2 separate regions of the Homo sapiens genome follow, and region 1 is linked to region 2. The links are chromatin contacts, found by Hi-C or POLR2A ChIA-PET in ENCODE. All regions are on one chromosome and are shown on one strand. The core of a region is the stretch at or near the end of the contact, and the rest is flanking DNA. Distances in the headings are between cores, read along the strand shown.

Region 1 (3,897 bases), core at 446-2,945, 220 kb before region 2:
TGATCACAGCTCACTGCAGCCTCGACTGCCTGGGCTCAAGCAATCCTCCCGCCTTAGCCTCCCGAGTAGGTGAGACCACAGACATGTAGAACCATGGTTTGATTTTTTGTAGAGTGGAGGTCTCACTGTGTTGCCCAGGCTGGTCTCGAATGCCTGGGCTCAAGCAGTCCACCTGCCTCAGCCTCCCAAAGTGCTGGGATTACAGGCATGATCCACTACACCCAGCCAGGTTTTCTTTTCAATGTTTGTATATTTTATTAAGAAAATTAAACAAAAGCATTGTGTATGAAATCCCTCATATTTTTACCATAAGGGCATAAATCCATGTATCCGCTTCTTCATTGGTTTTTAACCTTTTATTTGAGTATCACTTATGATGTACTAGTAGACTTTTAACAACTGGCTCTGCAAGTGTAGCTCTGACATGCATATTTGTTGATATTTTTGTTTACATAAACAACTAGGAAGAGAAAAATGAAAAGAAGATTTTTTTGGAACTTTACTCATTTTTCAATGACAAAAGGAAATTCTTTGTTGAATCAGATAATAGATTTCAAACACAAGGAGAATATTTCCTTGATTTTTTGTCATTAACAGACACAACACTTCTAAAAAATATTTTCGGCCGGGTGCGGTGGCTCATGCCTGTAATCCCAGCACTTTGGGAGGCCGAGGCGGGAGGATCACCTGAGGTCAAGAATTCAAGACCAGCCTGGCCAACATGGTGAAACCCCGTCTCTACTGAAAATACAAAAATTAGCCAGGCGTAATGGTGCATGCCTGTAATTCCAGCTACTCAGGAGGCTGAGGCAGGAGAATCGCTTGAACCCAGGAGGCGGAGGTTGTAGTGAGCCAAGATAGCGCCACTGCACTCCAGCCTGGGAGACAGAGTGAGACCCTGTCTCAAAAAAAAAAAAAAAAAAAAAGTTTAGGGGGTCAACAAAATATAAATCAAGCCCCAACTTGTAGCATCTGCTGACTTCCACGGCAGAAATACTTGCACCATAACTGATTCCAAAATGGTAATGTGATGTCACTGGAATGGAGTTGGGATATGATTCTGTGTAACCCACCATTACATAGTAATAGTATTTCCACCATACAGATACCATAGATAGAAAGAATCCCAAGTGTGCTCAGAAGCAACAGTAAAAGAATTAGAAAATATATTTTGAGTATTTATTACTTTTGTCTTTAATATAATGTATTTAATTGTAAGTGTGTATACGTTAATTGTTAATGATGTCTGGACAGGGTGGCATGCGCCTGTAGTCCCAGCTACTGGACTTGGGAGGCTGAGATGGGAGGATCGTTTGAACCGGGGAGGTGAAGGTTGCAGTAAGACAAGATCGCGCCACTGCACTCCAGTCTGGACGGCAGAATGCAACTGTCTTTAAATCAATCAGTCAATAAAGTGTTCATGCCCCCTGCATCTGTATCAAGAAACATAATGCAGTTAGATCCCCCAGGAGCCTCCCTCAAGCCTCCGCCGAGTTACTACCCTGTTTCTTCCCCACTCTCCCTTCTCCGTGGGTAACCAATACTTGCAACAGCTTGGAACCCTTGGCTTGCTTTTGTCATTCCAATGGAATCATGAGCCTGCAGTTTGAAATGTTACCATTAGAGGCCTCTCGTGAGGCAAAACAGAAATCTGCAGGACTCCGCCTCTGAAACCCAGTCCCGCAGGACTTCTGGCCTTCTTCCGACGTTAAGGAGATGGTTACTCATGCCCGGGGCTGGGAGGAGAAAGTGAAATGACTGAGCTCTGTGCGTGGGTGAGCTCTTGGAGGAGATATGAGGCCACGAGGTTCCCTGGGGGAGATAAAGGGACCAGCTTTGGCCTTAAACCCCAGTGTGGGCCGGGAGCGGTGGCTCATGCCTGTAATCCCAGCACTTTGGGAGGCCGAGGCGGGCGGATCACCTGAGGTCAGGAGTTCAAGACCAGCCTGGCTAACATGGTGAAACCCCGTCTCTACTAAAAATACAAAAAAAGAAAAATTAGTCGGGCGTGGTGGCGGCCATCTGTATCGGGAGGCTGAGGCAGAAGAATCGCTTGAACTTGGGAGGCGGAGGTTGCAGTGAGCCGAGATCGCGCCATTGCACTGCAGCCTGGGCAACAAGAGTGAAACTCCGTCTCAAAAAAACAACAGGCCAGGCGCAGTGGCTCACGCCTGTAATCCCAGCACTTTGGGAGGCCGAGGCGGGCGGATCATGAGGTCAGGAGGTTCAAGACCAGCCCGGCCAACAAGGTAAAACCCCGTCTCTACTAAAAATACAAAAAAAATTGGCCGAGCGTGGTGGCGGGCTCCTGTAATCCCAGCTACTTGGGAGGCTGAGGCAGGAGAATCGCTTGAACCCGGGAGGCGGAGGTTGCAGTGAGCCGAGATCGCGCCATTGCACTACTCCTGTCTGGGCAAAAAGAGCGAAACTCCGTCTCAAAAAAAAAAAAACAAAAAACAAAAAACCCAGTGTGTCGTGCCAGTGCATTAGCATAGCCCAAATGAGCACCAAGGAGTGTTTCTGCCCAGGCAACAGGACCGCTTACCAATGGCTCCTTTATTTGAAGCCTAAACCTTAATCGGCTCATTAGTTCACACCACCATGATCTAGAAGAAGCAAACCATGGGAAAACATCAAGGGGAAAATAGGAGGAAGGAAATAGAACATAGAGATTAAGCTCGCAGACTCAGGAGTCCAACAGACCTAAGTTTGAATCACAGCCGCATCACTTACTAGCTTTGTAAACTTGGACAAATTACTTAACCTCTATGAAACTTAGTTTGCTCATCTGTGAAATGGAGACAAGAAAACCTTCCTTGAAAATTACTTAGCAATTAAGTAAATCACATATGTGCAGCAACAGTGACTCTTTTGAGGAGGATAAAAGGAAGACCCTCATTTTGTTTCCAAAGACATTCCAATCCACTGAATTTATGATGTGCAGAACTGGCAGGGTATGTGAACATGGGAATTAAAACTGCTCCAGGCCAGGAGTGGTGGCTCACGCCTGTAATCCCAACACTTTGGGAGGCTGAGGCAGGAGGATTGCTGATTTCTTGAGGCTGGGAGCTCGAGACCGGCCTGGGCACACTTGAGCCTGGGAGACAGAGAGAGACACTGTCCCCAAAGTTGTTTTTTAAAAAACATTTCTGCATAATAATATAAACAGCTCTTTCATTTGGTCAAGGACATATATGCAAATCAGTGCATACATGCATATCACATAGATACATCCAACTTTATATAAATGGGATACATAATGAGAGTATTTTCTATTTTTTAGTAGCTTTTTTCTTTCTTTTTTGCTGGTTTTATTCCTTCATTAGTATAACACTCCCTCCAGCCTACCACAAAACCCCTGTTAACAAACCAGTATATTACATTCTGTATTTTTCTCCATGCTCATATAAAATAACTTACAAACATATTGCAAAGTTTTACAAAAATAAGTTCCTATAAGGTTGTTTTCTCATCTTGCAATTCTCAATGTGACTCAAAGAAATTCTTCCAAGTCAATGACTGTAACTCTATTTTTTTTTTTTTTTTTGAGACAGGGACTCGCTCTGTCACTCAGGCTGGAGTGCAGTAACACAAACACAGCTCACTGCAGCCTTGACCTCCTGGGCTCAAGCAATCCTCCTGCCTCAGCCTCCCACGTAACTGGGACCACAGATGCATGCCACCACACCTGGCTAATTTTTTAAATTTTTTGTAGAGACAGGGTATCACTGTGTTGCCTAGGCTGGTCTCAAACTCCTGGGCACAAGTAATCCTCTCTCCCCAGCCTCCCAAAGTGTTGGGATTATAGGCATGAGCCACCACGCCCAGCCTCATATATATGTGTGTGTGTGTGTGTGTGTGTGTGTGTGTGTGTGTGTGTGTGTGTATATATATATA
Region 2 (4,207 bases), core at 223-2,722:
TGGGTTGCAGTCTTCATGGCTGTATTTGTTGTTGTTTTCTTCTGGGAGTAGGAGCAGAGAAGATGAAGTGAACGATGGGTTAAGTCAGATTTGTTGGGGATGGTGGGCCATTGGTGCTGCAATGGAGGGATAAGGGGGTCGTGGGATTGATAGTATGGCCAAGACATGGGTGTAGTTGAAGGCAAAAGCTCATGGGTCTGAGCTACATGAAGTCACCAGGGGGTGGTGTCTGAGGACTGGCCAAGATCAGGTCCCTGCAAACAAGGCAGCTGTATCTTTAAGATGGGAAGAGAGTAATAAAACCTCTTCTTAGGGTTGTTGAGAGAATCAAAGGCTTTAATACACAGAAAGCACTTAAAATAGTGCCTTACTATGCTTGTAGTAAGTGCCCAAGAAGCGCTAGCTATTATTATCATTAGGCTTTTATAGCTGCAAGTAATTGAAACTAACTCATACCCATACCCGCTTACCAAAAAAAGGAAAGTAAAGAAAGTCCCAGAGTAGGGGTAGGCTCAGTCCAGGAGCTCCACGGTTCACTTCTTTGATTGAATTTTCTCTGCTTTGCTCTTCTCCCTACTGCAATCTCAGCAGAATTTCTTTTCCCCATTGATTTGCAAGAGTTATTGTTCTTCCGCCTGTTGGCTTGGGTTTTATGTCCACCTTGGAGTCAGCATGACCTGGGGTCATGAAATATGAAGATGGCCAGACCTGGGGTGGGGTGGGGTGGGGGACAGTACCCAACCCAGAGCCAAAGGTGGGGAGGGTGAATGGGGGACCTGGAATTGAGGAGAGGGGTTGTTCCCAGAGGAGTATCAGGAAGCCGTTACCAGAATCTCATGCCTTAAAAGTACAAACGGCAGCGCCTGTGCATTCTGTCATTCAGTTCTGTGGTGTTTTTTTCCACTTCATGTATTTTGGTCATTATTCCACATGACTGCAGATGTAGCCGCCTTGTTCTTTTAAATGAAAAGCCTTAGACGCCCCGTTGTATGGGTGTCCTAGGATCCATTTAACCGGGTCCCTGTTGGTAGACATCTTAGGTGTTGCTAGCCTTGCGCTATTAAAAACAGCACTCAGTCCTCTTGGGCTCTAGAATTCTAGCTCTGGTAGCGCTACCAGGGAGGCCATGGCTTAGTAAAAGTTGGGTGCTCAGTAAATCTGTTTCTTCCTTCCACTTGGTCCTACTCCCAGGTGATGAGTAGGACATTCCCATGCTGAGTCTTGGAGGTTTTCACATGTGCTGAATTGTATGATTGCCGGACTCTTGGGGTCCACGTGTCCCTCCCAGGGAAGGAGTCCCCCTGCAGCGTGGACTGCTGAAGGATTGCATTCTGCTCCTCGGGGTGACCACTTCCTCACAGTCTTGGGGCTCCCCTTGCTAGCACAGGCGGCTGCTGGTGCCAGGGTCATGACCCCGGTGGTTGGTTGGCAGCTGACGTGGGATGGTTTGGCTTCTGAATTAGTCACTCTTGGATGAGCCATTTCACTCACAGCCGGAGGTCTCAGCTGTTTTCTTAACACCTCTGGCCCTGTAGCACGCTTGAAATGAATCATACAAACACTGCTTTTAGTGAGGAAATACATGGCAGCAGTGCTATTTCTCAGCACCCCTCTGTCCTGCTCAAGTGCCAGCTATAAATAAACCACCTTGGAGTCTGGGATAGCCCAAAACAGAGAAGGCATCCTTTGAATTTCTCCCTGGCCGTGCCCTGTCTGGCCCCTAGCTAGTCCTTGGAGCAGATTGGTGTCAAACAGACCTACGGCGGTTGCTGTGGCCTGGTCAGACCCAGCTGCTGGCCCCCTGGGGGTCATTTTTTGGAGCTGCTCAAGTCTTCTGAAATAGTTTGTGCAGGCTGGGATTATGTGTTTAGGGGCCCAGTTATTTCAGAACTGAGATAGCCATCTCTCCGTGTTATCAGTATGTCCAGCCAGCTGGCCAAACACTGTCTAGCAAAAGAGGAATCGTTCATTCAGTAGATACCTGCCAGCAACTCTTCTAGGTACTAGAGCCTGTGAGAGTGAATGAGACAGGCCTGCTTTTTGCCTTCAAGGAGTTTATGAGCACGAAGATCAAGCTGGCTTCCAAGAGAGGCCCTAACTTTGTCAAGGAACTGAAGACCTCACCGCAAGAGTGGTTAGAAACACATCCAGGCTGTGGAGCTGGGCCAGCCTATGACTTAATTTTTGTTTCTGCCACTCCCTTGCTTTGTGGTTGGGTAGGTTTCTTCATCTGTAAAATGGTGTAGATGATCGTGCCAACCTGGATTGTTCTGAGGACATCTGGCATGGTATCTGACCCATAGTAGGTACTTTTTTTTTTTTTTTTGAGACGGAGTTTCACTCTTATTACCCAGGCTGGAGTGCAATGGCACGATCTTGGCTCACCGCAACCTCCGTCTCCCGGGTTCAAGCAATTCTCCTGCTTTAGCCTCTCAAGTAGCTGGGACTGCAGGCATGCAGCACCATACCTGGCTAATTTTGTATTTTTAGTAGAGACGGGGTTTCTCCATGTTGGTCAGGCTGGTCTTGAACTCCCAACCTCAGGTGATCCGCCCACCTTGGCCTCCCAAAATGCTGGGATTACAGGCATGAGCCACTACACCCGGCCCCATATTAGGTACTTTTAAAAATGACGGTTACTGTTACTTTTGAGCCATGATAAATCTTTTTTCCCCCCATAGGAAAATCCGTTTTCCTTTTATTCAGTATGCAGTGGAGCTAAAGTGCAGGGCACGAAGTATTTTACACAACATTTTAAGTTCTTGTGTATAGGTTTTCATGGAAATTTAAAAATTTAACAATGATGGGATAATAGATAATAAACTCATCGTAAGTACATTATCACTAGGTTTCAGCAATTCTTATTTTGCCATTTATTTTCAACTATCAATCCAAATATCCTAGTAGTGTTTTAAATCAAATATAAGATATAATATCATTAATTTTGGAAACATTTAAGTAACTATATCTTACAAGTAAAGATAAAAAAGAAAATATCATTATTACAACTAATACAATTTTTAATATATAAAATAGATCAATTTGTGTATTCACCAAAGAGTAGACTCTACAACCACTGAAGGCTTTGCATGAAATGTTTTAACATGTTTCATCTAATATTTCATCTTCAGACACAAAAAATCAATACATGAAAATATTCAATTACGTATAAAGGGCTATAGACTATGGTTGGAGGAGGAAATCGCAAATCGACAGTGGGATATTCCAAACCACTGTATTGTGAAAGCAAACACAAGAAAGAAAATAGGGATTCCTATTGTTCCCGATAAAAGGAAAGGAAAGGTAACTCCCAGAGAGCCACTCCCTCACTTTGCCATATTCAAATGTTCTGAACAAGGCACAGGTCTGGCCATACCCAAGGAAAGATGAGGATTCAGGGTGTAACAAAAGACAGCAGAGATCATGGGGCGTCTTAGGATTCTGCCCCCAATATCCACCCTTCCACAAAAACTTAATCTGACATCTCACATTGGTGGGGATCTGGTGTTCTTGTAAGAAAAAAAGAAAGTCTCAGAAAGTGTTTCCCTTGTAGACTCTGGGGCAGTTGATCCTCAGCACTTTCTATTTTGGAAGCCAGAAAATTCCTTTTTGACTGAGAAGGGGTGCAGTCCTGTGCACCATAGGATTCCCATTGTTGACTGCATGTCAGTGGGAGCCACCAGCTATTACAACCAGAAATGTCTGGGCAAACTTCCTCAGGATGCAGAAGCTGCTCCCGTGAGAACCGCTGCTCCTCTCCATATGTGAACAGACTGACAGATGCAGGCAGCACCAGCAATCTCTTTAACCACTGAGGTGCACTGGAAAATGTGAGTTGCAGTGTGTCCCTGTGTTAGAATTATTAAGAGGCTTTTGTTGACAATTGCTGAGACCATACAATGCACCACAGCAAGATTAGCTGGGTAAATGATCTTCTGATAAAGGTTTGAACCCAGATGTTCCTCTTTTGTTGTTTTCCTGGAAGTGGGTAAATTCAGTTTTCACTTCGGTAGCTCCCCTAACAATCCCAAGACCAGGTCTTTTACTGCTTCCCTAGGTGGCATGACCATTATCGGCCTGGGGTAAGATGAACTGATTTCATCTCTTCCTTTATAATCATGACGTAGGGGCCTCATTTCACATGCACAGATTCCCTCCAAAGAGTAGATGAGCAGGCCTGGGCCACCCTGGTGCTTGGAGTAATGAC

The links. Hi-C counts contacts between places; a loop is a spot of excess contacts on that map. ChIA-PET counts read pairs that join two places held with the same protein, here RNA polymerase II (POLR2A). Pooled maps may share reads with other maps.
Region 1: a loop to region 2 is called in a pooled map, with 4 times the contacts of the local background. The contact joins two enhancer-like sites. A Hi-C loop is called at or near these places in 2 of 50 pooled maps. POLR2A ChIA-PET finds 5 or more read pairs at or near these places in 2 of 52 experiments (activated B cell and activated CD4-positive, alpha-beta T cell).

Annotation. Positions count from the first base shown.
Region 1 is chr16:23,725,774-23,729,670 of GRCh38, reverse strand. No RefSeq gene overlaps it. Among named protein-coding and RNA genes, the nearest start is that of ERN2, 14 kb to the right of the region's middle. RefSeq lists an enhancer at 1-470. Within about 2 kb of position 1,695, at least 2 of the 41 ENCODE cell types and tissues checked have a DNase peak (open chromatin) inside an H3K27ac peak, as active enhancers do.
Region 2 is chr16:23,502,201-23,506,407 of GRCh38, reverse strand. All of the region lies in intron 1 of GGA2 (golgi associated, gamma adaptin ear containing, ARF binding protein 2), which reads left to right. Among named protein-coding and RNA genes, the nearest start is that of GGA2, 6.2 kb to the left of the region's middle. RefSeq lists enhancers at 949-1,448, 1,449-1,950. Within about 2 kb of position 1,472, at least 32 of the 41 ENCODE cell types and tissues checked have a DNase peak (open chromatin) inside an H3K27ac peak, as active enhancers do.